Regions from separate parts of the Homo sapiens genome. Here region 2 is linked to region 1. Evidence: chromatin loops called from intact Hi-C (ENCODE). Cell type or tissue: Calu3. All regions are shown on one strand. Links, peaks and the distances in the headings refer to the core of each region. The heading gives the core; the rest is flanking DNA.

The links. Hi-C counts contacts between places; a loop is a spot of excess contacts. Peaks named below come from ENCODE experiments on the same cell type or tissue, not always from the same donor. Only the 100,000 strongest peaks of a DNase experiment are listed, where the experiment ranks them.
Region 2: a loop joins it to region 1, with 2.8 times the contacts of the local background. A loop is called at or near these places in 1 of 110 quality-filtered maps.

What each region holds. Positions count from the first base shown.
Region 1 is chr10:125,698,035-125,714,520 of GRCh38, reverse strand. It overlaps EDRF1-DT (EDRF1 divergent transcript), which reads left to right. Exons shown (of 5, transcript NR_033847.1): 2 at 2,933-3,047; 3 at 4,954-5,023; 4 at 6,762-7,120; 5 at 7,321-9,231. It overlaps LOC283038 (a long non-coding RNA gene), which reads right to left. Exons shown (of 5, transcript NR_033848.1): 3 at 15,334-15,397; 4 at 7,838-7,939; 5 at 4,844-7,566. Among named protein-coding and RNA genes, the nearest start is that of EDRF1-DT, 13 kb to the left of the region's middle. In Calu3, for the core only: no CTCF peak of the experiment used is centred there; no DNase peak of the experiment used is centred there.
Region 2 is chr10:125,391,974-125,408,459 of GRCh38, reverse strand. No RefSeq gene overlaps it. Among named protein-coding and RNA genes, the nearest start is that of TEX36-AS1, 170 kb to the left of the region's middle. RefSeq lists an enhancer at 2,784-3,983. In Calu3, for the core only: no CTCF peak of the experiment used is centred there; a DNase peak (open chromatin) is centred at 8,989.

The DNA of each region.
Region 1 (16,486 bases), core at 7,851-11,850:
TATGTAATTTTGTTAAGCTTTTACACACATACATAATTCAGCTTGTGATAATCTTTAAATTCTGTTGTTTTATTGTGTAATTCTATCTTTGTAAGAAAGAAATAGCAGTGATTCTTTTCTCAGGATTCAAATATTTTGCATGCTTCTTGAGAAGTGAGTGCCTAGACACGTGTTGATGATGCTTAGTGGGAAAATGTGCCGGAAATAGCTTGTGAAAAGACAAAGTATGAAACAGAACCAGGAAGTCAGCACAGAAAGAGAGGTTGGGAGCACACAGAGGATAATGGGAGCTCTAAGGGTGACCAGTGACCCTTAGGACTGACTGTGGAGGAAAGCCTGAGTCGGGGCTGGGTCTCCAGCAGCCACACACAGGACCAGGATTACAGTACTGTAATTTAGTTCGTAAAGGAGCATGATCCCTGGGGGCTGGAACAATTGGGCACATGTGGGTTACATAAAATTTATATATGCCTCTTGCTCTAAGGGCTTATTAATTTTTTCTTTTTCCCTAGTCAAACACTTTCACATGCTGCTGGAGCTCATAGTGGTCAGGAAAAATTTTAAAAATAAGTGGGGAAAAAAAACCCACTTTTACATGGTGTAGTGTTTTTTAAAAAGTTATTGTCACTGTTTTTAATATAGGAAGTTGAAATATTTTGTGGGAAAACATGGAGAATAAGACATTACTCTTAGAATTTCAAGTTTTCAGACACGAATTGATTTTCATTTTTATATTGTACCAGTGTCTGCCTGTTTCCTCCATCTCTGTCCTCCTGCCCCAGGGACCCACTTGGGATGTACCCCATCATCCATGGCCTGCTCTGCCTTGTCTGTGTAGTTATCCTGGCTCTTGTAACTACCCATGGCTCTCACGTGTTTACTTGCCTCTTCAGTGCCTGATGCTCTAGCTACTAAGAGTGTTTGTTGAATGAATGAGCAGCATGCTTGTCTGCTGCTCCAGCTACTTGTTCCATAGCTCCACGTTTGCTGGTGCTTTCCTCTGCCTAAAATACCTTTTTCTTCCTCACCTGGCTTCTCTCCTGACACCTCTGCCTCCTTACCCCTCAGGGTTCCTTCCTTTGTTCCAGTCGCTTGTATTGCTTTATCCTGCACTTGTCACATTATAGAAAAATTACCTGTTTGTATCTGCCTCCCTCCCCGACTGTGAGCTCCTCAAAGGCTGGTGTCCCGTCTGATCACTGACACCAGGCACAGCACCCGGACAGAACTGTTTCAGCCCTTAGGCAACGGAGGGAAAATGACTGGGGTTGACAGGCTTTTAAAATGCTCATCAAAATGTTTGAGACATAAAAACAATGTTGTTGGCTCCAAAATATTTTTTTAATCTGCAAAATCAAAGCTAAAAATGTTTAATGAAGTAGCTCCAAAATACTGCAATGTCAATGTCATTAATTATTAAAGTTAGTATTGACATACAGTTTGTTTCATTCTAAAACAATTTGTAGATTAGACTTTCTCAGCAAAAATCCTCCCAGCATGCAGTGATTTCTGAGAAATCCCAGTCATTTGTAAATTCATGTAGTTATTTGTATAGTTTCCAAAACTTTTACAGCAAGACATTCATAAGTAAGGCAAATGTGGTTGGGGCTCCTGCCGAAAGTACGAGTGCCCAGGGTACTCACGGTTCTTCTCTAGCCCCACTGGCAGAGCATGACAAACTTGAAAACCTTCTAAACTCAGGGACCATTTGGGGAATATCCTTTTCAGTTTGCCCTGGGCCCTTCCACAACCTAATGTCTTACCCCTAACCAGCCTCATTTGTTTACTTTCTGGACCTTAGAAGGTTCTGAATTTCTGGCTCCTGATCCTGGACTTTTAGAGCTGAAAGAGAGATTTGAGGTTGTCTGAGCCAATCTCTTTCCTCTTTAGATGAGAGCAATGCAGTCCAGAAAGGAGAATAGGATTGACTTGTTGAACATCATACAAAGTTAGGACTAGTACCCAGGTCTCCTACTTACTTAGCTTTCTAAAAAGTCAAATAGTAGACATAGGCCAGTGGAATTTGAAGTTGTCTCATAATCACCTGAGGAACTTGTTTAGCAAACAGATCCTGCAGCCACCTCCAGAATCTAGTATCTCTGGGGTAGTGCTGATTAGTCTACATTTTTAGTGCAATTGTTAAGTTTCTGACAACCTTGCCCTGTAGACTACACCTTTGGACAGTGGTCTCCAAAGACAGTCCCCTGAGGTGCAGGAAGACTAACTTTTTTTTTTAATATGAAAAGTAAGGGCAAAATTAAGCTTTACTAGTATGTAATATACAGATTGACACAGGTGCTCTTCCTTGGGCCATGGTGAGCTAGTCAAATAAGATTGGGCTATGCTGACAAAACAAATGATCCCTAAGTGTCAGTGGCTTACAACTGGGTTAGCCAGAGAAAGAACAGGACGCAAAGTTAAATTTGAATTTCAGATAAACGGTGAAAAAATTTTTAGGATGAGAATGTCCCAAATATTTAGCATAAGTATGTCCCATCTGATGAAGCAGCTTCAATCTGGAGCATTGCCAGTTGCAGTAGCAGAGAGACAAAAAGAGATTGGTGCATTGCAGACTAGCTACAAAGGCTTTTGGTCAGAAGTGGCAAACATCACTGTCATTCACCTTTTTTTGGCCAAATAAATCACATAGCCAAGCCAAGCATACATGTGGCAGGGGAGACTGGATCCTAAGGAGGAATGTTGGTTATCCGTAACCATTATGCAGTCTACCACAGGCATATATGGTGGCTTGGATAGGCTATTGGGTGCCATTCACAAGGCTAAATTTGGTGAAAAAACAAGGCCTTTTGCAGAATCTTTTCAGAGTTTTGTGATGAGGGATGTCTTAGTCTGTTTTGCATCATGATAACAGAATACCTAAGATTGGGTAATTTATTTTTAAAAAAGGTTGATTTAGTTCATGGTTCTGCAGGCTGGGAAGTTCAAGCACATGGCTCTAGCTTCTGGTGAGAGGTTTCAGGCTGCGTCATAATATGGCAGAGAAGATCAATGGGTAAATGGACATGTGTGAAGAAAGGCAAAACCAGGTGGGTGTTCTGACTTCATAATAACCCACTCTTGCAGGAACTAACCAATTCCTGAGAGAACTAATCCAGTCTTGCCAGAGCAAGAACTCACTGCCATGAGAACAGCACCAAGCCACCCAAGAGGACAGAGCCCTCATGACCTGAACTCCTCCCATTAGGCCCCAACCCCCAACACTACCACAATGAGATCAAATTTCAGCATGAGTTTGGTGGGGACGTATATATATCCAGACCACAGCAAGGAGCGACCTTGAAAATCTTGTACCACACAGAGATCACAGATCATCAGTGGTAAAGCATTCAAAAGAATTGTCAAGCTTGAAAATGAGTTAGTTACTATATTTTCTTTTATAAGGAGTGTTCTACATTTTCTCATCTGTGATGACATGAAGCTGTCATTAGGATGATACCCAGGAGAAAGTTTCACAAAAACAAACAGACTCAATCTCTTTCTTCAAAACAAAGGTGATATTTTAACAATGAGTGGGAAAGTATTTGGGTTTTATTTATTTTTTTTTTTTTGAGACAGAGTTTTGCTCTTGTTGCTCAGGCTGGAGTGCAGTGGCGCTATCTCGGCTCACTGCAACCTCTGCCTCCTGGGTTCAAGCAATTCTCCTGCCTCAGCCTCCTGAGTAGCTAGGATTACAGGTGCCTGCCACCATGCCTGGCTAATTTTTTGTATTTTTAGTAGAGACGGGGTTTCACCATGTTGGCCAGGCTGGTCTCGAACTCCTGACCTCAGGTGATCCACCCACCTCGGCCTCCCAAAATGCTGGGATTACAGGCATGAGCCACTGCGCCCGGCCAGTATTTGGTTTTCAAAAGAATCTTATGGAGAGCATTTTTGAAAGTAGATGTTTGGAAATCTTTCCAACATTATGTGATTTTTGTCTCTAAAAATGATGTATATTGCTTATAAAAACTCATATCTGCACACTTATCTTAGAAACTGAAATTCCTAACCTCTTTTAGAAATCTTCCAAATGGAGAGGTTGAGTTTTAAATATATTGAGGAATTCTAAGGAGGACAGTGGCGCAGTTCTGGCTTACTTAAGGCGTGCGAAGGGAAGAGAGCCAGCAGAGCTCGTCCAGAGGCAGCAAGCCTCATATGCTCCTCAGCCATACCATCAGGGGGTTCGAAAAATCTGTCCACACTTAATTGTTTTCTTTGATACTAGTTGTCCTACCCAGAACGCCCAGACTGATCTCTTTATCAGCTGCCAACTGATTTGTTTACCCCAAAAATATGCCTGCAAGATTCACGATTCCCAGGCTGCCAGCAGGTTTTTCTCTCTCCTATCTGTTATACATCCTGTTTTGAATTTTGTTCCATGACAACAGTCTATTGACCTTTCTTCTTGTACAAGTAAACAAATTGCATATAAAACAACTAACTAAAAATCTCTGAGTTATTCCTTGATACTGTTTAATTGGTTTGTTAAAAAAAAGACTGATGGACTTCAAAGAAGATGGAAATTTAACTAATTAAATTTCAGTTAAAACCTGTGCGTGATTTGTGCATACAACCGAAATGAGCAGTTTGATTTAGTAAACCCTGAGACCGGGTGATTTTTTCAAGTAGGCTTGCTTATCTTTTGAGATATTTTAAGTGACGACAGCCATTAAAACCACATTTTAAAATAAACTTGACTTGGAAGGAGACCTCAAACTGTTACACCACAAAGTTTTCAACAAAGATTCTCAAAAATAAAAGAAGCCTATTCAGCAGTTTTGCTCTTTTAAAAAATATTAATGAAAATAGAACTAATTATCAGTCAATAAATTAAAATGTTACATTGTTTTCTACTTGTTTAATGTCAATGTATTAGTGACAGTATATCATTTACAAATAAATACATATTGGGGTTGCATGTTCAGAATTTTTTTTAAATTTTAATATTTTTAGAGACCGTCCAGGCTGGACTTGAACTCCTTCCTCGGCTGAAGTGATCCTCCTGCCTCAGCGTCCTGAATAGGTAGGACTACAACTGTGAGTCACTTTACTCAACCAGAAATGGTGAATGATAAAAAATGTTTATAGATCATTGCTTCTAAAAAGACTATATTAGACACACTGTGGTACCCAAAACCAAATGCTAGCTACTTTTTAACTCAAAAATAATTAGTCAGCTAATGATCTATATTTTGCTTTACAGTTTAACTTGACGAGTAGAAAAATGTCAAGGTATAAGACAATGCAAAATGTAGGGACAAAGAAGAAAACTTCCCCTTTCACCCTCTGAAGGTTTGCTGAAAATGAACTGAAAAAGGCAGAGCAACAGGAGAAAAGGCATGCGTTTATTTTAACGTGCATACCATGGGGAATTGCAGAAGAGTAATGGCCTAATAACCCAGCAGGGTCCAGATGCCTGTCTACCCTCTCTTCTTAGGGAAGGCGGGGATGAGGTGTGTAGGAGTAAATGACAAAAGTTCCTCTGAGCTCTGGGGGAGGTGTTGGGAAGGTGAGGAGTGAAACGTCACCTTGCACAAAGGTTGTCAGACCTGCCCTCGAGAATAGATGAGTAGTCTATCTGGGTATAGTGACAACTCCGTCTCTTTGCTTCTTTCCTGGTCATTTGATGAGATTCCTAAAGATGGGGGGGGTGGTCTTAAGACAATTGCCTTTTTTTTTTTGGAAAGAAGCTTTGTTAGATAAGAAAATTCCAGAGAGTCAGTCCAGTCCCTCCAGGTGCTTCTAGAAAGAGGATCAGAGAAACAAGGAGGTAAGGAAAGTCAGAAAGAGAGCTTGGGTCTAAGGCTGATTTCTAAAACCTTCCGATTTTCAAAGTACTCGGCATGCCGAAGCACTATATTTTGGGGGATCATTTTCTGCACCCCAGCAAAACCTTAATATGTAATTTTCAGTGTAATAGCAAGACACCCTTGGTTATAGGTATCTGACATTGAATCATTAACTGATAATTATTTAATTGCTGCTCTGTAGATTCATAACAGGCAGAGTATTTGAAGTTATTGAAACTATTTCGACTGCATTTGAAGGAGTTTATTTTCTGGACACCTGATGAACTCAAATTCTTTTGCAAGCTCTTAGCATTGACTTTTGGGATATAATGCAAGTGACTGCAAGGGCAGACTGTCTCTGCTAGGTATCACTTTTGCAACAGAATTCTTCTTAGAGTGTTTGTGAGTTTTCCTCTGAAGCTGATTAATACCCTGAATGAATCCTAGGAAGAGTGTCAGAGTCACTAATGTCTGCTGTTCAGGCATGTCGGTGGCTGGAGCCCAGGCAGTTATTCATGCTGCATGTGCACCTTAAACTAAGGATGAGAAGGAAAGAATTCTCAAATGAACCTTCCAATCAATCTGATAGAGACTGCTTCTGAGTTCCCCTCTGCCTTTCCAGTTAAGGGCCTGACCTTTGCAGACTCTGGTGAGTCATTTAGCTATTAAACATTTACAAGGAGGCTTCCAATGGAGAGAACAAAAGGACAGCACTGCTTAGTGCAAAAGCATCAAGTGTCAAAGCCACTGACTGGACCTTTTTACTAAACATTTCTATAACATTTATCTTCCCTCAGGCATTGAAGAGAAATATATTTTACTTTCTCAGTGTAATGCAGTCACAAGGGACCCAGTAATAGAATCCATAGCTCGTGAATGTTAGGCAGAATGGTAACTACTGGATGAACCAAGGGTGTCATCCACATATGACAATTTTTTACGTATTTATTTACATGTTTTTTTTCTCTCTAGGAAGTGGAGCCAGAATCCACAGATGTCATTATCCATCTGCACACTTTGTTTACTACCCAGAAGGCAAGAATATTGCATTTTAAAAGTGCCCGGACTTTTGTTCTTTCTTATCACAAATGACTTGGGAAGCTCCGACCACTCATGTTTACCCCGAGTGAAAGTCCCATTCAAAGCCTTGCTTCCTGGAGAGCTTTGAGATTCTGGTACAAAAGGCATTTTATAAGCACAAAGTGGAAAAGCATCATTCATATTCATTTGCTGCTGCGGCATTTCTCCCTGGAATCTTCCTCTTGTCTGTCAACATTGGGCAAAAGGACTGGCCTCATCTACATTACAGATATCCTTGTGATGGTCTGGAGGTAGGAAAAGGACACCCAGCACAAGAGTGAGAAGGGAAACTCAAGCTCTCCTGTTGGAGAGTCTCAGGCTTCTTTATCCATAAAACTGATTGGACATAATTGGTGTGGGTTTATGATTTGTTTTGGAAAAACCTGAGTATGAAATCAATACTGTGCTTTGTGCATCTTGGCTGCAATGAGTGTTTTTTATGTGATTGCAGGGACCTGTGGGAGAGGCGGCCATCCAGAGGGCTCTCTGAGGGGTCATTTAGAATGCAACTCTTCTGGGCAGAGGATGGTCTGCACTGGCCTCCACCACGCAGGAAGGCTTCCAGAGTGGAGAAATGTCCACTAACATGGCTTCTGTGAGGTGTGGGCAGCTCTTTTCTTGGTGTGGGGCTCTGTTTGGTGTGATGTAAGAGGTATCACAGGGCTTTCCTGTCCCAGAAGATCTTAGTGGATGACACCTATGGGGGTTGCCAGCTGGATTAGGTGAGGCAGAGCACACAGCTCTACCTAAGGGGTCCCATTCTCATCTGGGAATATTCTAGGACATAGGACACTACCCAAGAGGCAGAGCCTGGAGTGGCATTATACGGGTGAAAGATCTGAGTGCCAGGTCCATATAAATGAGTGGGGTTGGGGGGATCGAGGTGCTTAGAGAACAGGAGAGCTGCCACAGGAAGGGATGGTACCCACAGGGAGGAAGAACCATGTCTCAGATTCCTTCCTTTATACCTCTTCCTGGGACCTCCTTGGAGTCTGCAGATCAGCTGGTGCTTCTCCATCTCCTGTCATCTTCTTCAAATCTTTTCATCACAAAAAATTTTCAGTGTAAACCTAAGTAGAGAGAACAGTAAAAGGAACCCCCAGGGGCCGTCACCATCACCCACCATCAACAGCGATCAATGGGCCGTCTAAGTCCGTTTTCCCTACTTTCATCCCCGCTCCAGATTATTATCAAAAGTAGCTCATCCCTAGTTATATTTCATTTAATCCTCTCAGTTGCATTTTTTTCTGGCCACGTTCTTCTGTCTGTCAATCATGGTCTTAAGTCAGACAGTCTGCTGGGTTGGCTAGGAAAAGACTCTTTCTTTCTCAAGAAAGAGTTGTAAGTAATTTTGAGAGAAATGTTGCAGATTGACCAAACAAGGTATGCTTAATTTAGTTCAATTCATCAGTTACTTATTGAGTCCTAGGCTTAGTGCTGGATTCAACATATCAGTCAATCATGGTTTCTGGCCTACAGGGTTCAGTGCTCTAGTTCTGGGTGTGCGACGAGGACCACAGCAAGTATTCACTCAGGAAAGGCAGAATGTGGCCACAGGGAAAGGAAAGGTACAAGGTGTGGTGGAGGTTACAAGGCATGACAAACACACTGGGCTGGGAATGGTAACAGTGGAAGAGGATCAGGAAGGGTCGTGAAGCCTGAGGCATTGGAGAGGGACTTGGAAACCTGGGCAGACAGTGGGACGGTGACTGCAAAACACTCAAGTGTGCAGGTGGGAATGGCAGTGGGGGACAGGCGAGCCTAGCAGCGAGAACACATGGTGCAAGGGGCCCCATGGGGGTTCTGGGGTGGAGGAGGTAGGCAATTGGGCTCTCAAAGAAACCCTTGGGCTTTTTCTAGCTTAATAATAAACAATTATTATTTCTAAGGAAAAAGAAAACTGGATTTCTAGAAGCATGGCTATTAAAAAAAAAACAACTCCAGACCCCAATTAGGAAACTGAAAGGAAATCAAAGTGGGCCTAATGGAAATTAGGTAGTAGGGGCAATAAAAGAAAATGCAGGTAGCTGCCTAAAATCCAGTGGACTCCAGGTCCACCAGCCAGGCACCACATTGTTTTAACCTATAAATGAAGTATGTCCATGACTCTCACTACATAAAATGGAAGTTAAGCCATAGTCCTTTTCCAATGTGATCTGAAAATGTACTGTTTTTGCCTCTAGCAAAGCAAATATATAGACAGAAAATTCCTAGCACTGCTTTCACGCGAGGGATGACAAAGGTGACAGACTCGGGCAAAATGTTCATATTCTATACGTGAAATGGAATGGTAACTTGATTTTTCAAAAGGATAAGATTCTTGTTACAAATTTAAGCATATTTATTAAAGAAAACTCAAATTAGTAAAATGTGAAAAGGCAAGGAAATTCATGGTCCCACTACCCAAATAACATTTTTTTTTCAGAATTTTGGTGTCATATAATGATTTTGGAACACGCTTTTCATACTGAATGGCTTCAATATCTTATCCCTGCTCTCTTCCACCGCCCCCCCCCCCCAATTCATTATGATTATCAATGAGTTTGGGGAATTGTATTGACTTTTTTTTTTTTTTTGAGACAGAGTCTCGCTCTGTCGCCCAGGCTGGAGTGCAGTGGCACGATCTCGGCTCACTGCAAGCTCCACCTCCCGGGTTCACACCATTCTCCTGCCTCAGCCTCCCAAGTAGCTGGGATTACAGGCGCCTGCCACCATGCTGGCTAATTTTTTTGTATTTTTAGTAGAGACGGGATTTCACCATGTTAGCCAGGATGGTCTCGATCTCCTGACCTCGTGATCTGCCCGCCTCGGCCTCCCAAAGTGCTGGGATTACAGGCGTGAGCCACCGCGCCCGGCCAGGGAATCGTATTGACTTTTTTAAGAGTCAATTCTCTTTTGAACTCAGATTTCAAAAGGGGTACAGGGAATCATCTCGATATAAGTGTTGATATAAAGTTTATTCTCAGATACTTGTGAAGCCAAAAACTCTGTGCTAACATTTGCAGGCCTTTGGGAAAACTGTGCATGGAGGTCTGAATAGCATATGTCCAAATAGTTGAAGTTTTTATAAATTAAGCTAACTCATTATTAAAGAAAATCTGTTCTAGCCTCCTTCCTTGATAAATACACCTTCATAACAGCTGCCCCTTGGAAGCTATTAAATATGTTATATCCTCTTGCCTTCATAACAGCTGTCCCTTGGCCACCCCTCTGGGTTGGGGTGCGTATGCCCAATCATCTTGGGGACAGGCCCTCAAAGCAGGCTTGGAGCCGTTAGGGCCGGTTCCCTGGAGCTCCACGTGCACCTGTCTTCTCACCCTATGTGGGGAGTGATGGTCAGAGGAGGGCCAGAGTGGAACCGCAGCCTCATGGGGCCCAGGGCAGGCACCTCTCTGGCTCTGGTCTGAGTGAATCATTCCATATTTCCCATGTGCAGGTCATGTGCTGGGTGCTGGGAACACAAAGGTGAGTAAAAGCCGTCCAGTGGGGGCACACAGACTTTCAAATAAGTGCCCCCTAAAATGTAAATTTGCAACTCTGAGTTGACTCAGTCAGGAAAGTTAGGAGGAGGTCACTTTGCAAAGAAGAAAAGAGAAGAGAATTTCAGGTGGAGAGAAAACTGGGCAAAGTCCTAGCAGCAGTGGAGAGCACAGCCAGAGTGAGGCATGAAAAGCTAAGAGGACATGGGGCTCAGGTGTGAGTTGGGCTGGACAGGCAGTGGGCACCAGATTAGGAAAGGCCTCTGTGGCCTTACTAGGAAACTAGGTCTATCCACGGTAAAAGGCTTTTAGCCAGGGGCCACATAATCAGGGGCAATGAGGCTAGACCAGGCTGCTAAATCAGTCCAGGCTAAAACTGTTCTTTTTCCCTTTTTTTTTTTTTTTTAAGAAAAGCAAAATATTAGACAAAGAAATGTGAAATATGTAAATATTAAGTAGACATTTGATAATATTAAGGAATTAATGTTTTCTGATAACAGTATTGTGTGTTTTTTTTAACTTTTATTTTAGGTTTGAGGGTACATGTAAGGATTTGTTACACAGGTAAATGCATGTCACTGGGTTTGTTGTACAGATTATTTCATCACCCAGGTATTAAGCCCAGTACCCAATAGTTACCTTTTCTGCTGTTTCCTTCATTGTGTTCATAAGTTCTTATCATTTAGCTCCTACTTATTTTTATTTTTTTGAGAGGGAGTCTCGCTCCGTCGCCCAGGCTGGAGTGCAGTGTTGCCATCTTGGCTCACTGCAAGCTCCGCCTCCCAGGTTCATGCCATTCTCCTGCCTCAGCCTCCCGAGTAGCTGGGACTACAGGCGCCTGCCACCGCACCCAGCTAATTTTTTTGTATTTTTGGTAGAGATCAGGTTTCACCTTGTTAGCCAGGATGGTCTCAATCTCCTGACCTCATGATCCGCCTGCCTCGGCTTCCCAAAGTGCTGGGATTACAGGCGTGAGCCACCACGCCTGGCCCATTCATCTCTCACTTATAAGTGAGAACATGCAATAGTTGGTTTTCTGTCCCTCCATTAATTTGCTAAGAATAATAATTTGCCTCTAGCTCCATCTGTGTTCCCACAAAAGCCATGAGCCCATTCCATTTTTATGGCTGCATAGTATTCCACGGTGAATATGTACCAGATTTTTAAATCCGATCTGTCATTGGTGGGCATTTAGGTTGATTCCATTAGACCTGATAATTCTTTGGAATAGTAGCGGAGAGGAGGAGATGGAGTGAGGCAGACAGGCTTCAGGGGGATGTAGAAAGTCAGATGGCCAGGGCTTTGGGTATGGATTGGGTTAGGACTGAGGAGCAAAGTAGGTACCAGGCATATCTAGTTGGATGAACCATGTATTAGTCTGTTTTCACACTGCTATAAATAACTATCTGAGACTGGGTCATTTATAAAGAAAAGAGTTTTAATTGACTCACAGTTCTGTATGGTGAGGGAGGCCTCAGGAAACTTACAGTCATGGCAGAAGGCAAAGGGGAAGCAAGGCATGTCTCACATGGCAGCAGTACGGGGTGGGGTGCCACACTTTAAAAACCGTCAGATCTCATGAGAACTCACTATCACGAGAACAGCATGAGGGAAACTGCCCCCATGATCCAATCACCTTCTGCCAGGTCCCTCCTTTGATAGGTAGGCATTACAATTCTAGATGAGATTTGGGTGGGGACACAGAGCCAAATCATATCAAATGGGATGGATGAGCTGGGGACACTGAGAGAGGATGAGGACTGAAGTCCGGGGAGTTCATGAGCTGGCTTTGGGACATGTGCATTTTGAGATGCCTTTGGGACATCTGAGAGGGCAGCAAGTAGACACGAGCAGGTACTGCCAAGCTATGAAAAGAGGTTGGGGCTGGGCATGGTGGCTCACGCCTGTAATCCCAGCACTTTGGGAGGTCGAGGTGGGCGGATCACTTGAGATCAGGAGTTCGAGACCAGCCTGGCCAACATGGTGGAACCTCATCTCTAATAAAATACAAAAATTAGCTGGGTATGGTGGCGGGCACCTGTAATCCCAGCTACTCGGGAGGCTGAGGCAGAAGAATCGCTTGAACCCGGGAGGTGGAGGTTGCAGTGAGCTGAGATTACACCACTGCACTCCAGCCTGGGCGAAAGAGTGAGACTCACTCTCAAAAAAAAGGGCGGGGGAGAGAGGGAGAGATTGGGGCTGCAGATTTAAAATATGTAGGAGCCATCCCCATGAGAGGTAAGCCATGGAGGCGATACCTGGGGAAAGGTACCTGCCTGCCTACCTGGTAGAAATGAAACAGTCCAAGCTTTCCAATGTGGATGAGAACTTTAGAAATGAAATCACACAAGCAGTGAACTAAAATGAGACAGGCAAACCTTCTAGCAACCTTGCATCTGACATTTGTCACTGTAAACCTGCTTGTCATACACAAATCACTTGCAACCACAAGGAGGACTGTGGATCAGTTGGTCACTCTGCCCAGGTCTTTGTATGCCTGTGACTTTAAATCAGGTTCTTGTGACTTGCACAGCATTTTGTGCCGTGTATTTGTAAAGATATCTTGCCAGCATATTTTATGCTTCAGTTAATTTAGTTGACATCTAATTTAGTTGACATATAAAAATAAAATCAATTTTCAGACAAAATACCCATAAAATAAGTGAAATGCTGTAATAGGTTTCAAGAAATTAAAATGTAATATATTTAGGCTTCTATTCTAAAGCAATTTGATCTAGAATAGCAGATACTGTAGATGTAATTTTTTCCATGAATTCTTGTCAATTATATAATAAATGTTGCTACTATATATTGAGAAATTTATTGCTTGGAGTTGTTTGTCATAAAAAAATGAAAATTTTTGTTGGGGTTTCCTTTAAAATGCCAAAGAGCCTAAATATGAATACTTCGTATATTGATGTTCAGGCTGTAATTAAGCCATGACAGAGATTATTACTTTGGATGTAAACACTATCAAATTTTCATTGGGTGAGTTCTTTTTAAATTAATGTTGAGTTATGTTCTGTTTATTATCCTGTTTGCCTTACGTTTCCTGTCGTTTTCCAGTTGTCTGCTTGAATTCTGTTTTTCAATAGTGATTTAGCAACTGATAATGTATATTGATTTCAGTTTTGCTTCTAATTTACATTTGTATCTGTTTGGTTGATGTATTTGGCTTAATCATTTTATTTTTATAAGCAGTTGTACAATTTGTTAATTTAGCTAGATGATTAAATTTGGCTTCTAAAGAGTTTGTTTTAGAAAATAGTCCCTGAAGTAAATTAGTGTTTGGCATTTCCAACATGTCAAAGGAGCTGGTCTCTTAAAGATAACTAGAAATGTAACTCTGAATTCTTAAAAGTGGTTTTGTAATTTTAAACCTCTGACTATATGGAGCTGTATATTCCAGTAGGTGGTGCAAATCGACTCCATTTCAAATGGAAATGTAATTTAAACTTGTGATGTAACTGTTTTCACTGTAAAAATAATATTTCAACATGTTTCGCAACTGCAAAATTATTTTCCTCTCTTTCTAAAGGAAGCTTGATTTACCCTCTCAATGCTCATTTTTCTTATGGTTTATTCCTCAGGTATCATTCTGATCATTGTTGTTACAGGAGAGATGAGAGGAAGTTAGAGGGGCTAGAAGAACCAGGAGACCTGTTGAAAATCATGAATACAAAGAGAGGTCGTTTGCTTCTGTGCTTCAATTCTATAATAAAATGAGTACAATGTCAGTATCAGTGTTCTAATAGTTTTTATATCCAAAAGATGAATTGAATGCCATGTTTTGTCTGTTGTAAAACTTGAGGTTATTTCACTTCTAGGAGTCTGATATCCTCACACAAGCACATAAAATATGTATACAAGGATATTCACCGCAGCATATTTTTAAAATTAATTTTTTTCTTTCATCCCAGTCATATATGTGCAGCAAAGTAGGATGATTAAGAGCAGGGCCTCTGGGCAGCTGCCTGAGATGGAGGCCTTACCACGTGAGTATCTCTGTTTCCTTTTCTGCAAAATGCAGATCCTCACAGGTAGCGCTACTGCATCATGGCATTGATAGGAGGATTAAATGAGCACATATGTAAGTGTGCAAAGCATGCCTGGCAGGTCGTAAGCACTGTATCAGTGTTAACTGTACCTCTAAAGTAAAATAGCACTGAAAGGATTGCAGTGAGAGGTAGCATTCTCTTGCAGTATTCCTCCAGCCCCCGAGTATCACTTCCTGGTGCTAAGCACTCACAACCCCTCTCCACCCCTGCTCCTGACAGTCACCACCATAACTTTAAATAGTATTCTTACACAGCTATTTTTTAACCACTTTAACTATTTTAAGTGTCCAATTCACTAACATTAAGTACATCTACAATGTCATGCAATCATCACCACTATCCATCTCCAGAATGCTTTCATCTTCATAAACAGAAACTCAGTCCCCATTAACCAATAACTCACCATTCCCCTTTGTCCCCAGGGCCTGGTAACCACTACTCTACTTTTTGTCGCTATAAATTTGCCTATTTTAGGTATCTCATGTAAGTGGAATCGTATGATATTTGTCCTTTTGAGACTGGGTTATTTCACTTAGCATAATGTCCTCGAGTTTCATCCACGTTGTACAGAATTTCATTCCTTTTTAAGATTGAATAATATTCTATTGTTTTTATATGTAACATTTTGTTTCTCTTCATCTGTCGATGGACATTTAGTTTTCTTCTGCCTGTGGCTACTGTGAATGATGCTGCTATGAACATAGGTGTACAAACATCTATTCAAGTCCTTGTTTTCAGTTCTGGGCAGCTATTTTTTGATGTGTCTGTTCTTACATTATCTTTTTACTTCTAGGCACGGTAAATTAGATAGACAAGGACTTAAGCATAATCAACTCCCTGCCTTTCTACATACACTCCCAGTCCCCACTCCCACATAGCTTTGGTTAAAAAAACAGTGTTTTCTCTATCGAATGTAAGTTCTCTTACCTTCCCTGGGATGGAAGGGACGAGGAAGGAGATGGTGTTCCTGGAATCCAGGGAGAACTGGAGCCTGGGAAGAAGCAGAGGGAAGCGGAGATGACGAGCAAGACTGCACCGGATGCCAGAGCCTGAAGGAAGCAGGGAAGAAAGATGCTGGCCTTCCTCTCCTTTCTCTGCTCCATCTCTTATAGCTCAAACCAGCTTGAAAGCCAGAGGGCAAAGCAGCCCAGGCCATGCATCCGCAGGGCCCAGGAAGATGAGAATGGACCAAGGAAGGAGGCCAAATGGAGCCCACCTGCACCCTTTTCTTCCTGAACTGTCCTCTCCATCGCCAACTCCCTGCCAGTACCCATGGCCCCTGCTGCCAGCAGGAGGACACCTTCCCTGAGAGCAGCCTCACTGTGCACATGGACCTGGCAGGGAGGCTCACACACACCCACACTCAGAACGAGCACAGAAGCTTCTCCCAAGGCCAGATAGAAATGGCTTTTGGATTACCCGCCATTTGGGCAGATTATCTGCACCACTGCTTCCGTCCATTACTGAGGAGAGCCTGGAGGTATCTGGACTGTCCTTGGTGTTCTGGGATGACCTTGTGGAGAGCTGATTACAGTCTGTGTGCGGAAAAAGAAGACGTCTGCCTGCCATTCTTTTCCTCACACTGGTTCAGCGACGTTTGATCTCTGGCCTGTGGCTGGAACCCATATTAAAGAGCCTGTCATTGCTTGTGATTTTTCTTGGAAGACCAGAATTCAGATTGGAGCAAGGCTTTCCATCAGAGCTGTAGAGAATCCATATTTGCCTTTGAGCCTTCCCGGCTTCAATTTAGTACTTGAGACCCCTTCTCCATAGCACTCCTCTTCACCCTCATCCCAGCTACGTGCCCCCTGGCTGTGCTCCCCCACCCCCAAGCCATTAGAAGGGCAGCTACCAACACAGCTGTAGGTGTCTGAGCAGAAAAGAAAATGAGAGCGAGAGGCAGCCTCCAAGGAGGTCAGGACATGCAAGAGTCGGTGGATACGCCAGTAATGGGAATTCGGGGTCTTCCTGGTGGGCTCCTTGGATTTGCACAGAGAACATGTGCCTCTGCCATAGCCTCCTCTCATGTCTCAAAGCCCTGACTCCAGGACTCACTTCCAGAGCCTCCAAGCTGTACCGC
Region 2 (16,486 bases), core at 7,433-11,432, 310 kb after region 1:
GGGTCCTAGACACACCCATCTCTGTGGCCATGGCCAAGTCATTTGTCTTCTCAGAGTCTTGGTTTACTCATTTATGAAAAACAAGAATAAAATTACTCCTTTGAAGAGGCAGAGAAAGATGGCTGAATAGAACCTTCCAGCAATTGTCCCATCTAGCAGGAACACCAAATTGAACAACTATTTACACAAGAAAATACCTTCATAAGAACGAAAAATCAGATGAGGAATCACAGTACCTGGGTTTAACATCACATTAAGGAAAGTGGCACTGAAGAGGGAAGAAAAGACCGTCTTGAACTGCCAGCACCACCCCTCTCCCATCCCTCTGCAGCAGCAGTGGCCGCATGGCATGGAGAGAGAATCTATGTGCTTGGTGAAGGGAAAGCACAGTGATTGTGGTACTTTGTATTGGAACTTAGTGCTGCCCTGTAACAGCAGAAAGCAACACAGAGAAGAAATCAGCTGTAGTCTTGGAGGGAGCATTAAGACCAGCCCTAGCCAGAAGAGAATCACATCTCCAAGTGGTCAGGAACCTGAGTTCCGGCTAGCCCCACCACTGTGGGCTAAAGTGTTATGGGGTTCTAAATAAATTTGAAAGGCAGTCTAAGCCACAAGGATTACAATTTCTGGACAAGTCCTGGTGCTGTGCTGGGCTGGAGCCAGTGGACTTGGGGTGTACACAACCTAGTGAGACATGAACTGGGGTGGACAGGGGAGTCCTTGCATCATCACTTCCCCAACCTCAGGCAGTGCAGCTCACAGCTTTGGGAGAGACTCCTACCTTCCATTTCAGGAAAGGAGAGGGGAGAGTAAGGAGGAGTTTATCTTACAAATTGAATATCAGTTTAGCCACAGTAGAATAGGGCACCAGGCAGAGTCCTGAGGTCCCCATTCCAGGTCCTAGCTCCCAAATGACATTTCTAGACACACCCTGGGCCAGAAGGGAACTTGCTTCCTTGAAGGGAAGGACTCAGTCCTGGCAGGAATTATCATCTGCCAACTAAAAAGCCCTTGGGCCTTGAATAAACATCAGTGGTTGCTAGGCAGTACTGAACAGGCATTGGGCCATGCTGACTTCAGGTGTGATTCAGCACATCCCAAGCTGCGGTGCCACAGGGAGAGATTCCTCCTGCTTACGGAAAAAAGAGGGAAGAGTGGGAAGTATACTCTCTTGCAGCTTGGGTGCCAGCTCAGCCACAGTAGAATAGAGCATCAAGTAGATTCCTAAGGTCCTCAATTCCAGGCCATAGCTTCTGGATGGCATCTCTGGATCTGCCCAGGGTAGGAGGAACTTGCCACAATGAAGTAAAGGACACAAGCCTGGCAGGATTCACTACCTGCTGACTGTAAAGCCCTTGGGCCTCGAGTGAACATATGCAATAGCCAGGCAGTAGTCACCCAAGGCCTTGGGCAAGACCCAGTGCTGTGCTGGTTTCAGGTCTGACCTGGTGCCTTCCCAGCAGTGTTAGCCACAGGGATGCTTGTGTCACTCCTTCCCCAGCTCCAGGAAGCTCAGCACAGAGAGAGAGACTTCATTTCCCTCTCTATGCTGAGAAAAATAAGGGGAAGTAAGGGAAGAGAACAAGAGTCTCTTCCCAGTAATCCAGGGAATTCTCCCAGATCTTAACCAAGACCACCAAAGTGGTACCTCTATAAGTCTGCAAGAGCCACACCATTACTGGGTTTGGGAAAGCCTTCCCAAGAAAGATGGGTACAAACAAACCCAGACTGTGAAGACGATAATAAACACTTAACTCCTCAATGCCCAGATACTGATGAACATCCACAAACATCAAGACCATCCAGGAAAACATGACCACACCAAACGAACTAAATAAGAGACCAATCCTAAGAGACAGAGATATATGACCTTTCAGACAGTGAATTCAAAATAGCTGTTTTGAGGGAGCTCAATGAAATTCAAGATAAGGCAGAGAAGAAATTGAGCATTCCATCAGATAAGTTTAACAAAGAGATTGAAATAATTAAAAAGAATCAAGCAGAAATTCTGGAGCTGAAAAATGCAATTGACATACCGAAGAATATATCAAAGTCTCTTAATAGTTGAATTTATCAAGCAGAAGAAAGAATTAGTGAGCTTGAAGACAAGCTATTAAAAAATACACAGTCAGAGGAGATAAAAGAAAAAAGAATAAAAAAGAATGAAGCACACCTGCAAGATCTAGAAAATAGCCTCATAAGGGAAAATCTAAGAGTTATTGGCCTTAAAGAGGAGGCAGAGAGAGAGAAAAAGATCAGGGTAGAAAATTTATCCAAAGAGATAATAACACAGAACTTCCAAAACCTACAGAAACATATCAATACTCAAGTACGAGAAGGTTATAGAACACCAAGCAGATTTAACCTAAATAAGACTACATCAAGCATTTACTAATCAAACTCCCAAAGGTCAAGTATAAAGAAAGGGTCCTAAAAGCAGCAAGAGAAAAGAAACAAATAACATACAAAGGATCTCCATATGTCTGGCAGTAGACTTCTCAGTGGAAACCTTACTGGCCAAGAAAGAGTGACACAACATATTTAAAGCACTAAAGGAGAAACAAAAATTTTTATTCTAGAATAGTATATCCAGCAAACATATCCTTCAAAAAGAAAGAGAAGACTTTCCCAGATAAATGAAAGCTAAGGGATTTCATCAACATCAGAACTGTCCTATATGATATTCTAAAGGGAGTTCTTCATTCTGAAAGAAAAGGATGTCAACAAGCAATAAGAAATCATCTGAAGGTACAAAACTCACTGGTAAAAGTAAGTATACAGAAAAACACAGAATATTATAACATTGTAATTATGGTGTGTAAAATACTCATATCTTGAGTAGAAAAACTAAAAGATGAAACTATAAAAAATGATAACTCAACAACTCCTGAAGACATCATATAGTAAGATATAACCAGAAACAACAAAAAGTTAAAAAGCAAGGAGGTGAAGTTAAATCCCAGAGTTGTATTAGTTTTCTCTTTGATCGTTTGTTTGTTTGTATTTGTAATCAGTATTGTCATCAGTTTAAAATAATAGGTTATCGTGACAAGAGTGATGGCTCATACCTGTAACCCCAGCACTTTGGGAGGCTAAGGCAGGTGGATTGCTTGAGGCCAGAAGTTGGAGACCAGCATGGCCAACATAATGAAACCCCATCTGTACTAAAAATACAAAAATTAACTAGTTGTGGTGGCACACACCTGTAGTCCCAGCTACTCAGGAGGCTGAGGCATAAGAATCACTTGAACCCAGGAGGCAGAGGTTGCAGTGAGTCAAGATGGTGCCACTTCACCATCTCACCTGGGCAACAGGGCATCATGTCACCATGATGTTGCATCATGTCACCATGATGTTGCATCATGTCACCATGATGTTGCATCATGTCACCATGATGTTGCATCATGTCACCTGGGTGACAGAGCAAGACCCTGCCTCAAATAATAATAACAATAAATGAAATAAAATAAAATAATAGGTTTTCAAATGTTATATGCAAGCCTCATGGTAACTGCAAATCAAAAAGCCTGCAGCAGATGCACAAAAATAAAAAGCAAGCAATTAAAACATGCCACCAGATAAAAAAAAAATCACCTTCAAGAAAAGTAAGACAGGAAGGAAGGGAGGGAAGACTACAAAACAACCAGAATACAAATAACAAAATGGCAGCATTGAGTCCTTCCTTATCAATAATTATAATGAATGTAAATGGACTAAACTCTTCAATCAAAAGACATAGAGTAGCTGAATGAATTTATACAAACAAAACCCAACAATCTGTTGCCTACAAGAAACACATTTCACCTATAAAGAAACACATTTCACCTATAAAGACACACATGGACTGGAAAAAAGGAGATGGTAAAAGATATTCCATGCCAGTGGAAACCAAAAAAAGCAGGATTAACTATATATCAGACAAAAAAGTTTCAAGACAAAAACTATAAGAAGAGACAAATAAGGTCATTATACAATGATAAAGGATTCAATTAAGCAAGAGGATATAAAAATTGTAAATACATATGCATCTGACACTGCCACACCCAGATACATAAAGTGAATATTATTAGTACCCCACTTTCATCATTGGACAGGTCAGCCAGACAGAAAATCAACAAAGAAACATCAGACTTAACCTGTGCTATAGACCAAATGGACCTAATAGATATGAACAGACTATGTCAGCCAATGGCTACAAAATATACATTCTTCTCTTTAGCACATGGATTATTATGAAGGACAGACCATATGTTAGGCCACAAAACAAGTCTTTAAAAATTCAGAAAAATTAAAATCATATCAAGTAACTTCCCTGACCACAATGGAATAAAACTTTAAGTCAATAACAAGAGGAACTGAAACTACACAGAAACATGAAAATTAAACAACATGCTCTGGAATAACCAGTGGATCAATGAAGCAATTAAGAACAAAATTTAAAATTTTCTTGAAACAAATGATAATGAAAACACAAAATACCAAAATCTGTGGGATACAGTGAAAGCAATATTAACAGGGAAGTTTTTACCTATAAGTGCCTACACTAAAAAAAAAAAAAAGAAAGAAAGAAAAACTTCAAAGAAGCAACCTAATGATGCAGTCTAAAGAAATAGAAAAACAAGAACAAACCAAACTCAAAATAAGTAGAAGAAAACAAAAATAAAGATCAGAGAAGAAATAAATTAACCTGAAACAAAAAAATACAAACGACCAATGAAATGAAAATTGGTTTTTGAAAAGATAAAGTCAACCAACCTTTAGCCAGGCTAAGGAAAAAAGAAAGAGAACCCAAATAAATAAAATCAGAGATAAAAAAGGAGACATTATAACTAATATTGCAGAAATTCAAAAAGGATCATTAGAGATTACTATGAGCAACTATATGCCAATAAATTGGAAACCCTAGAAGAAATGGAAATTCCTAGAAGTATACAACCTACCAAGGTTGAACCATGAAGAAATCTAAACCCTGAAAAGACCAATAACAAGTAATGAGATAGACATAATAAAATGCCTCCCAGAAAAGAAAAGCCCAGAACCTGAAGGCTTCGCTGCTGAATTTTACCAAACATTTAAAGGAGAACTAATACCAATCTTACTCTAACTGTTCCAAAAAAAATAGAGGAGAGAATACTTCCAAACTCATTCTACGAGGCCAGTATTACCCTGATACCAAAACCAACAAACGTGTGAATATATATACCTCATGAATAGTGATGCAAAAATCCTCAACAACAAACTGAATTAAACAATACATTAAAAAGATCATTCATCATGATCGAGTGAGTTTTATCCAAGGGATGAAAGGATGGTTCAACATACACAAATTAATCAATGTGACATATCATATCAACAGAACGAAAGACAAAAACCATATGATCATTTTGGTTGATCCTAAAAAAGCATTTGATAAAATTCAACATCACTTCATGATAAAATCCCTCAACAAACTGGGTATAGAAGAAACACGCTGAAACACAGTAAGAGCCACATAGGACAGACCCACTCCTAGTATCATACTGAATGGGGAAAAACTGAAAGCCTTTTCTCTAAGATCTGGAATAAGAAAAGGATCTCCACTTTCACCATTGTAATTCAACATAGTCCTCGAGGTCCTAGCTAGAACAATCAGACAAGAGAAAGAAATAAAGGGCATCCAAATTGGAAAGGAAGAAGTCAAATTACTTTTGTTTGCAGATAATATAATCTTATATTTGGAAAAACCTAAAGACTCCACCAAAAAAAAAAAACACTACTAGAACTAATAAACAAATTCAGTAAAGTTGCAGGATACAAAATCAACATACAAAAACCAGTAGCATTTCTATATGCCAACAGTGAACAATCTGAAAAAGAAATCAAGAAAGTAATCCCATTTACAATAGCTACAAATATAATAAAATACCTGGGAATTAACCAAAGAAGTGGAAGATCTCTAGAATGAAAACTATAAAACATTGATGCAAGAAATTGAAGGGGATACAAAAAAATGAAAGAACCAATATTGCTAAAATGTCTATACTAGTAAAAGCAATCTACAGATTCAATGCAATCTCTATCAAAATACCAATGGCATTCTTCACAGATACAGAAAAAAATAATCCTAAAATTTATATGAAACCACAAAAGACCCAGAATAGCCAGAGCCACTCTGAGCAAAAAGAACAAAACTGGAGGAATCACACTACCTGACTTCAAACTATATCACAGAGTTACAGTGACCAAAACAGCATGGTGCTGGCAAAAGGCAGTCACATAGACCAATGGAACAGAATAAAGAACCCAGAAATAAATCCATACATCCACAGTGAACTCATTTTCAATGAAGTTTCCAAGAACATACACCAAGGAAATGACAGTCTCTTAAATAAATGGTGCTGGGGAAACTGGATATTCATATGCAGAAGAATGAAACTAGACCCCTGTCTCTCACCAAATATAAAAATCAAATCAAAATGGATTAAAGACTTAAATCTAAGACCTCAAACTATGAAACTACTACAAGAAAACATTTGAGAAACTCTCCAAGACATTGGTCTGGGCAAAAACTTATTGAGTAATACCCCAAAAGCACAGACAACCAAAGCAGAATGGACAAATGGTATCACATCAAATTAAAAAGCTTCTTCACAGCAAAGGAAACAATCAACAAAGTGAGAAGACCACCCACAGAATAGGAGAAAAGATGTGCAAACTAGCTGACAAGGGATTAATAATCAGAATATATAAGGAGCCCAAACAACTTAATAGGAAAAAATGCAATAATAGAATTCAAAAATAGGCAAAAGAGCTGAATAGACATTTCTCAAAAGAGGACACACAAATGGCAAATAGATGTGTGGAGAGGTGCTGAACATCATTGATCATTGGTGAAATTAAAATAAAAACTGTAATGAGATATCATCGTACTCCAGTTAAAATAGTTTCTATTCAAAAGACAAGCAATAACGAATGCTGGTGAGAATGTGGAGAAAAGGGAACTCTTGTTCAATGTTCACAGGAATGTAAATTAGTATAACCACTATGGAGAACAGAATGGAAGTTCCTCAGAAAATGAAACATAGAGCTACCATATGATCCAACAATCTCTCTGCTAGGTATATGTCCAAAAGAAAGGAAATCAGCATATTAAAGTGATATCTGCACTCCTATGTTTTTTGCAGCACTCTCCCTAATAGCCAAGATTTGGAAGCAACCTAAGTGTCCATCAACAAATGGATAAAGAGAAGGTGCTACATATACACAATGGAGTACTATTCAGCCATAAAAAAGAATGAGATTCTGTCATTTGCAACAGCATGGATGGAACTGGAGGACATTACATTAAGTGAAATAAGCCAGGCACAGAAAGACAAACTTCACATATTCTCACTTATTTGTGGGAGCTAAAAATTAAAACAATTACGCTCAAGGAAATGACAGAAGAATGATGGGTACCAGAGGTTGGGAAGGGAAAGCAGGGGAGTGGGGGATGGATAATGGGTACAAAAATATAGTTAGATAGAATAAATAAGATCTAGTATTTGATAGCACAACAGCGTGATTACAGTCAACCAAAATTTATTGTACATTTTAAAATAGCTAAAAGAGTATAATTGAAATGTTTGTAACACAAAGAAATAAATGCTTGAGGTGATGGATACCTCATTTACCCTGATGTGATTAGTATGCATTGTATGCCTGTATCAAGAGATCTCATGTACCCCATAAATATATACACCTACTATATACTCCCCAAAATTAAATTTTTTTTTAAATTATTGCTTCTTCACTGGTTATTGTAGGCTCCAGTATTATTACAGCTAATTCTAAAGTATAACGTGCTATAGTGATGAGAGGTTGATAGCTCGTCCAGTTACATGAGTACCATGTAACAGCTCAGGGTGGTTAGAGGAAGGGAGAGAGCTGCTGGCCACTGGGATCTCCTGCCAGGTTAGTATGTGAGGCCAGCCGTGCTGGTGCCTTCAAGGAAAATGGGACACTAAAGTGCACACGACTTCATAAAATCCTCAGCAAATCCACAGTCCTTAGTTAAGCAAAATTTGTCCGCTTTCAGTTTTTCAAACAAAACACCATGGTGTCAATTGCTTGATTTAAAAGGATCAAAACAGGCTGGGTATGGTGACCCACTCCTGTAATCCCAGCACTTTGGGAAGCCAAGGTTGGTGGATCCCCTGAGGTCAGGAGTTTGAGACCACCCTGGCCAACATGGTGAAACCCCATCTCTCCTAAAAATAAATAAATAAAAACTAGCTGGGCATAGTGGCATGTGCCTGTAATCCCAGCTACTCAGGAGGCTGGGGCAGGAGAATTGCTTGAATCCAGGAGGTAGAGGTTGCAGTGAGCCGAGATCATGCCACTGCTCTCTAGTCTGGGTGACAGAGTGCGACTCTATCTCAAAAAAATAAAATAAAATAAAAGTAAATAAATAAAATAAAAGGATCAAAACAAAAACAAATCCCATCCTCTGCTACCCAGCCGACAACTCCTCTCTTATATCTAGGAGCCCCGTGCTGATCAGCAGCCTTTGATGCCCCAAGATGACCTGAGTGTCCCCAGGAGCCCCTGTGGTTCTCAACCTACTACTCTGCAATCCCTGAAATTATTGTACATTTTTAAGGGCATGCGCATATGCACGTTTTCATTAGGAAGGGAAGAGGGTTCCTAGCTTGCGTCTGATTTTCCAAGGGAACAATGACCCAAACAAAGTTAAGAGCCATCATTGCTCACTTTACTCTGCTTTCTAAGGGGAAGGGTGTGAAATAGCTATTTAGCCTGGAGAGGCGGGGTTCTGAAGGCTCAGGGACTCCTCTCCCCAGGTTAAAGGGTCATCCTGTGAAAAGCTGATCTCTGTCATTAAAAAGAATGTGGTCAGCATTGAGGAATGGATGTTATGGAGAGGGGGATTCCCTTCAAAACAAGGAAGGAACACCGTTTAAACAGTAAGAGTTGTACAACCTGCCTTGTAAGAGATAGGAGTGCTGGCCACATGGAAGGTTCCGGTTCAGTGGAATTTGGATAAGTACTTGCCAGGGATGTTCTAAAAAAATCCCTGCCTCAGGAGAACACTGAACTATAGAACTTCAGTGCCCATCCAATAAAACCTGAAGACTATGAAATCAACAGATAAAAAAAAAAAAGTGTTGAAAGTTTGTTTAAATTCCAACTGTTATATCCAACATTTATTAATGAAAGGCAAATAGATACGATCATTCCTCCAAATACAGATGATTTACTTATCTGTTTAAAATTTTTACAATTTTTTCTTTCCAATTTAATTTTTGAGGAGATTTCTTTCAATCTAACTTAACCTCTTTGGTAACTCTTCCCCTACACATTCACCAATGCAAATGATGGAAAAGAGTATCATTTTCCTAAATATAACTAAGTTTTGGGCACTGTATATTCTCACAGCCTTACCATTTTAGAGTTTAGAAGACAGGCTCAATTACTGGAGGTATACAGCATATAAAGGAACTTAAGTTCACATTATCTACTTGGTGTTGATAGGTTGCATTTTTACCTGTCAATTAGTCTCCTATAGCCCATTGATAACCATGTTAAATCTGACTTCATGAATAATTTGATCACTCCTGTTTTCCCTGAGAACCATAAATTGTAGTTATTTGGTATTATGTAAAATCATTTTCATGCAAGGTGAGCTTTAAAAATTCATGCCACACATTTCACACATGTTATTTCATAATGCTTAAATTTTTGAGAGGCAGGTATTACACTGGACAAATGAGAAAGTTATTTCAAGACCAAATTTTCAGTTCTGACCTCTAATTTGTATTCATAACTAATAGCAAGAGGTGAAATTCTACACAGTAGAATTAAAGTGTGGTTTGCTCCTAAACTAAAAACATATCAAAATCGATCTCCTTTCCACATTTCTTAGTCTAACCCATTCGAAGAGATTAGGGTTGTAGGCTATATTGATTGCTGGGATTTTCCCCTTGAACAGTTTAAATAATGCCTCTTTGTCTTTTATTTTTGCCGTACATTCTTTTAGTAAAATAACCAGGAAGTAAGCAGTCCTCAGGCAGGCTTCATGTGAAAGTCTTCTTTGGAGAAGGGAGCTTTGGCTGGGAGCTCCAGGGTCCCAGGAGAATGGCTCTGCTTCTTTGTATCTGACAAATAAGGCCAAAATGATAGATCTCTTGGCTTAAGGACATCTTACATATTTATGGACTGACATCTTTCTCCATCAAGATTCATGATCTAGATTTTCAGCTGCCAAGAGGGACCTCGGCCATTGTTCTACCAAGTGGTGCATTAATACGACCTTTTCATTGTTCAAATTCAGAGAGCAGAGTGAATAAAAATCAGTGGCATGCAGATATATAGTTGGAAGACAACAACAATGACAAAATCTTCCTCCTTCCGATTTCAAATACAGCATGTCAGAGAACCTATTTCACCTAAAAAACTTTAGCACAATTTGGGAACGGTTTTATAAACAGCATTTTAATTTATGATCCAATGTTTCCTGAAGCCCGGATTTAAGATTCGTATTCTTCTAATCATTTAGCAAACTCTTTCAAAAAGGGCAGTTTGCCCTGCTGCAATGTCAAATTTTAAAATCATATTTCCACATCAGGTTGAGGACTTGAAAACTAAATCCTGAGGTGAAATTGAAAATGCTGATATATACAAATTCAGTGATAAACCCTAATTGTCCTATTAGTTACGCCACAGGATAGTACACATTGTGTGTAGAACAAGCCATATTTCTTGTATAAAAGTTAACAGTATGATCTCAGGACTCGTATGATGAGATGACTAACTGTTTTTTTAAATTATAGCCTACACACAACTGTTGAGCTGCTGAGGCTGGGAGACCTACTTGGTTTTCTAACTGTTATTAGGAATTCATGAAAATTGATTACCTGAAGAGCTGTCAGATCTTTACTATTTGATGGCAGGGATGATAAAAGCAACTGTTTGTTGTCAGGGTGATTTTTTTTTCTTTAAAAAAACATTTATTAGAACTGTTGGAAATCATGCTGGTTAAAACAGGAGTTTGCAATTTTCTAAGTATTTTATGTCTCTTGGAGGGGATTCATTATAATAACAGAGTACTAGGCGACTCTATTTGTGTGAAACAGTGACCTCTTTGGAAATGCTAGATGTGTAACAAAATGAATGTTCACTGCCCTTACAGAGATAAAAATATTGATCTTAGGAGCTCCACGGCCTAAAGACTACAGGTTATTAGAAAATAATGAAATGTTGTCTTTCTGTTTCAGCATCTTAACAGTGCCGACTATCACCAGAGTACTTAATTATCCAACGAGCACAACTTTAATAACAGGCGGAGTTCTAAAAAGAAACAATAAAAAAATTCTGATTTTATTTGTTGCTTGTTTTTCCCCCAAGAGGTTGAAATTAAGTGACTTCTTCCCCCAATGCCTGTAACATATTTTTGGATCAGCACTGTTAAGTAAACATGATACTAGAGGTTAAGAAATAGTTTAGTAAATTAAAGCCATCTGGATAGTTGGATTTAAAATGTTCTTCATTGCAAATTAAGATGACACCTTTTTGGTTACTAAAATAATTCCACTTTCCCACTAGTTTCCCAGACTCATCTTGGTGTACTGCATTCCCTATTCTGAGCTGACTCACCTTGGCCTAATTCCACTGGACTAAAAACCTCAGCAGGACTGAGCTATGTGCTCTTTACAAGAGCTTCACTTTAAATATAAAGGCTGTGAAGGCATTGGTAGGTGAAAAGTAAACAGAGAACACATCTGTGAAACATTCCATAATTTTTATAAAACTACAGCTAGATAGGAGGAATAAGTTCTAGTGTCTATAGCACTGTGGGATGATCATAGTTCACGACAGTTTATGACATAATTTCAAATATATAAAAGAGAAGAATCTGAATGTTTCCCAACACAAAGAAATGATAAATATTTGAGGTCATGGATATGCTAATTACTCTGATATGATCACTACACATTTTATGTATCAAAATATCCCTATGTACACCATAAATTAAATGTAATAATTATACATACATATGTATAATGAATTATACATATGTATGTATAAATATATGTATATATAAATATGTATGTGTACAAATATGTATGTGTAAATATGTTTACTTAATTATACATATAATTATATGTATGTATACATAAATGTGTATGTGTATAAATATATATAAATATGTATGCTTAATTATACATATTTATGTATAATTATATTCATGGAGTATGTAGGGATATTAATGTATAATTATGTGTCTATTTAAATATTTTAATTTAAAATTTTTTTAAAAAATTAAGTAAACAGAAAAAGTTATCCCATAATCTAACTATATATTATAAATTACAGGAAAACTGGTGTGGTTCTATTAACATCAAAGAAATAAAGATAAGAAATATTACAACAAAAAGGAAGATTTTAAGTGATAAATGAGTCCATTAATCAAGAAGACATAACAATCCTAAATGCATTTCCACCCAATCACCACAAACACAAGAATACATTGAAAAGTAAAATCACTATAAGGAGAAGAAAAAAAAGAAGTGCAGGTAGTTATTTCAATACTCCACACTCAGTAATTGATGGACTAGGAGACAAAAATCAGACAAATAGAAAATAGCACTATGAACAAATATAAGTTAATGGGTATTTAAAATAAACCTCACCCAACAACTGCAAAATACTTTTTTTAAGTATACATAGGACATTCACCAAAGCAAGTCTTACTAAATTTGAAATTATACATAGTATGCTATCTGACCACTACAGAACTATATTAGAAATCAATACAAATGGTATCTTTAGAATACTCAAACATTTTGAAATTAAACAATGCACTTTAAAATAATCCATAGGGCAAAGAAATAATCACAGAAGAAATGAGAAAATATTTCAAATTGAATGATAATGAAAATGTAACATAATGTTCTGGTTTGATATTAAAGCAGTGTTCAGAGGAAAAGGTATAGCTTTAAATGCTTGTTTTAGAAAAGAATAATTGTCTAATCTTTATGATCTAAGCTTCCCCTTTAAGAGTATATAAAAAGAATATTAAATTAAACCTAAAATAAATAGAAAGAAGAAAATAATAAAGATATAAATGGAAATCAATGAAATGAAAAACAAACAGTGGAAATAAATCAATAAAACAAAAATTGGTTCTTTGGAAATATCAATAAAATGATAAAACTCTGTCTAGATTGATCAAGTAAAAACAGATAACACATTATCAATATCAGGAACGAAAGAGAGAACATCACTATGGATCCTACAGATACTAAAAGAATAATAGGGAAATACTATGAACAACTTTCAGTCAATAATTGTGAAAATTTAGATAAAATCAACAAACCTTTGAAAGATACAAACTAACAACACTGTCATAAAAAATTAGAAAATCTGCACAGCTCTTTATCAATTTTTAAAAATGAATTTGTAATTAAAAATTCTCCCACAAAAAAAAAAAAAAAACACCTCTAGGTCTAGATGCCTTTACTGGTGAATTTTGGACATGGTTATTTGTTGTGGTGGGGAGCTGGAAGAAATCTGGAATCCCAGCACTGGGAAAATGGATAGTTTACAAGGCAGGTCATGGAACATATACTGCAGTTAGAAGCAATGACACAGATATCCCTTTAGCTATGTGAAGAAAGTAAGAAACAGAATGAGATATGTTTATGTAAGATAAAAATGCATATATACAAAACAAGAATACACATTTTGCAGGAACACACACAAAAATACATTAAAAACTTTTTTTTTTTGAGATGGAGTCTCACTCCATCGCCCAAGCTGGAGTGCAGTGGCGCAATCTCAGCTCACTGTAACCTCCACCTCCCCGGTTCAAGCAATTCTTCTGCCTCAGCCTGCCAAGTAGCTGGGACCAGAGGAGCATGCCACCACACCCATCTAATTTTTGTATTTTTGGCAGAGATGGGGTTTCACCATGTTGGCCAGGATGGTCTCAATCTCTTGACCTCATGATCCACTCCCTCAGCCTCCCAAAGGGAAACTTTTTAGAATTGTTCCATGTGGCAGGGAGGGGAATAATGGTGTTGATTAGGACAAAAGAAAACAGGAGAGAGGAAGAAAAAAGAAAAAGCAGTATGCATGAAGATATTCTATACACAAATATATACACAAAATTGAGACACAACACACATTTATAGTCATACAAAAGTGATTATGGTATATCCATTAGAGAGATTGTTAAGATTACATAGAAACTTTGTAAATACTTGTTATGTATGATGTTAGATTTCAAAAAACAAGAGACAAATGATGTCGCAAAATGAATATGACTTTTATAAGGGAAGAGAGTGCCTACATACACACACACACACACACACAAATATATATATATATGAGAAAAAAGATCTTGGCCAGGCACTGTGGCTCATGCCTGTAATCCCAGCACTTTCAGAGGTCGAGGCAGGAGGATTGCTTGAGCTCACGAGTTCAAGACCAGCTTGGGCAACATGATGAAACCCCATCTCTACACAAAATACAAAAATTAGCTAGGAATGGTGGTACACACCTGTACTCCCAGCTACTTAGGAGGTTAAGGAGGGAGGATCACCTGAGCCTGGGAGTCGAGGCTGCAGTGAGCCGTGATCATGCCACCGCAATCCAGCCTGGGCAACAGGGTGAGACCCTGTCTCAAAAAAAAAAAAAAATCAGAAGAGAAAATTAAAATGCTACAAATGGTAGTATTAAAATGTTGTGATTATGAATAATTGTTTCCCTTTTTCTATTTACTCTATGTTTATGTTTTTATAATGTTGATACCCATGCCCTCTGTTTCATGATTTCTTTGTCATTCATATCCTGCTTTTCTTTTTTTAAACAGTATACTAATCATTTGCAAACAAATACAGAAAAAGAGCAAGTTTTTAACCTGCACTTAAGTGAATCTAGACAATTCACAGCTCTCCAAACAGACTGCAACGTTGGTAAATTCATCAGTTATCAGCAGGTTGAATCCTAGCTTCCATTTTGTAGTGTGACATAATTCTGAATTATGGATCTCCATAGTGAAGGATGCCTTCGTTCTCCTGCTTAATGCAGATGAAGATCTTTGGAGTACTTTAAGATTTGGAATTGTGTTTATAGGAACCTTAAGGTTAGAACTTGAAATAATTATATTGAAAAATTGAATCTGTGCCCACAGTTACTGCGGCCACTCATATAGAAATTTTACTGTGTCCTCAGGGCTAGGTCAGTTTGGGGAGGAAGTGGGGAGTAGTTTGTTTTATTCCTTTTTCCTTTCTCTTTTAACTTTTTATGGTGGTTGTCTCCCTATTTTCATATGGATGATGTTAGCATAGAAACTTATTTTGAGAAATTGTGCTACAGCATCTTTGTTTTCATTCTTCACTGTTGATAATTCTAAATGTGAAAAAGAACCCTTTCAATGGGAAAAGATTAGCCTAATATTAAAGGGAAAGTGATCAGGGATGACTTCAGAATAGTCAAATATTCCAATTTTGTTTAGACCCAGAGCCAGGTCTATTTTGTCACTCTCTAGTTTAAATTTCAATCGTTATTTGCGGAGATGTATAAAGTATGCATTATGAATGAAGACAAAACCGTGGAATTTAATTTGCCAAGGGATCCTTTCACAGAAGCTATACATAGCTCCAGACATCAACTTTAGCCCAGCAAGGAATCCCCAGAGAGAAGAAATAAATCTCAAATATTGTTCACAGATGTGCAGTAATCAGAAACCACCCATATAATAAAGAAGTGCTCAGATTTTTTCTTTATCCTTCTAATTTTTTTCCCTATGTCTCTTTCTATGTTACTCTCACTTGTTCCTCTCTCTTAAGACATATAATGAAAGGATGTCTCTGGGTCTTATCAGACATCTATGGTTTTCCTTTCCCTCCATAACTGTCAGAAAAAAGAAAGTGGATAGTAGTTATCTGTAAAGTATCCTGTATTTCACCTTTATTATCTGTATGCTACACTATCCTAGATCTAACCCCTTGACAGTAATAAAGAGAAAATCTTTTTAAGGAATTGATCTACATTGCTGCTTATTCTTCACCGCAGGATGTGATCCTTTCATTTATTACAGAATAATCGTCCTTATGCCAAAGTGTATGATGCAATATGCTGAAAGCATATTCTGAGCTATTTATCAGAATTAATGGCAGTGAGGCACATGGAGGAGATTTGAGTGTCCTGCAAGGATAGCGGACAGGGAAGGGCTTAGGTCAGTTTAGCTCCTGGCCACTCAAAGAACCATAATGGCATGTTGCATTTAAGCAGATCACTCAGTGAGATCAAAGAAATGGCTGCCATTTCATTCTCCTTCATAGAGTGTTTTTAATGAGGGGAACTTTGTTGAGAGACAAGGACGATGGAAAGAGTTTGAGCTTTGAAGTCAGACAGACTTGGGTTTGAATTCAACCCAATTATCTACCATTATCTACTATGGTGTGACCCTGGGAAAAAACTTGAGTCTGTCTTTCTCAGTTTG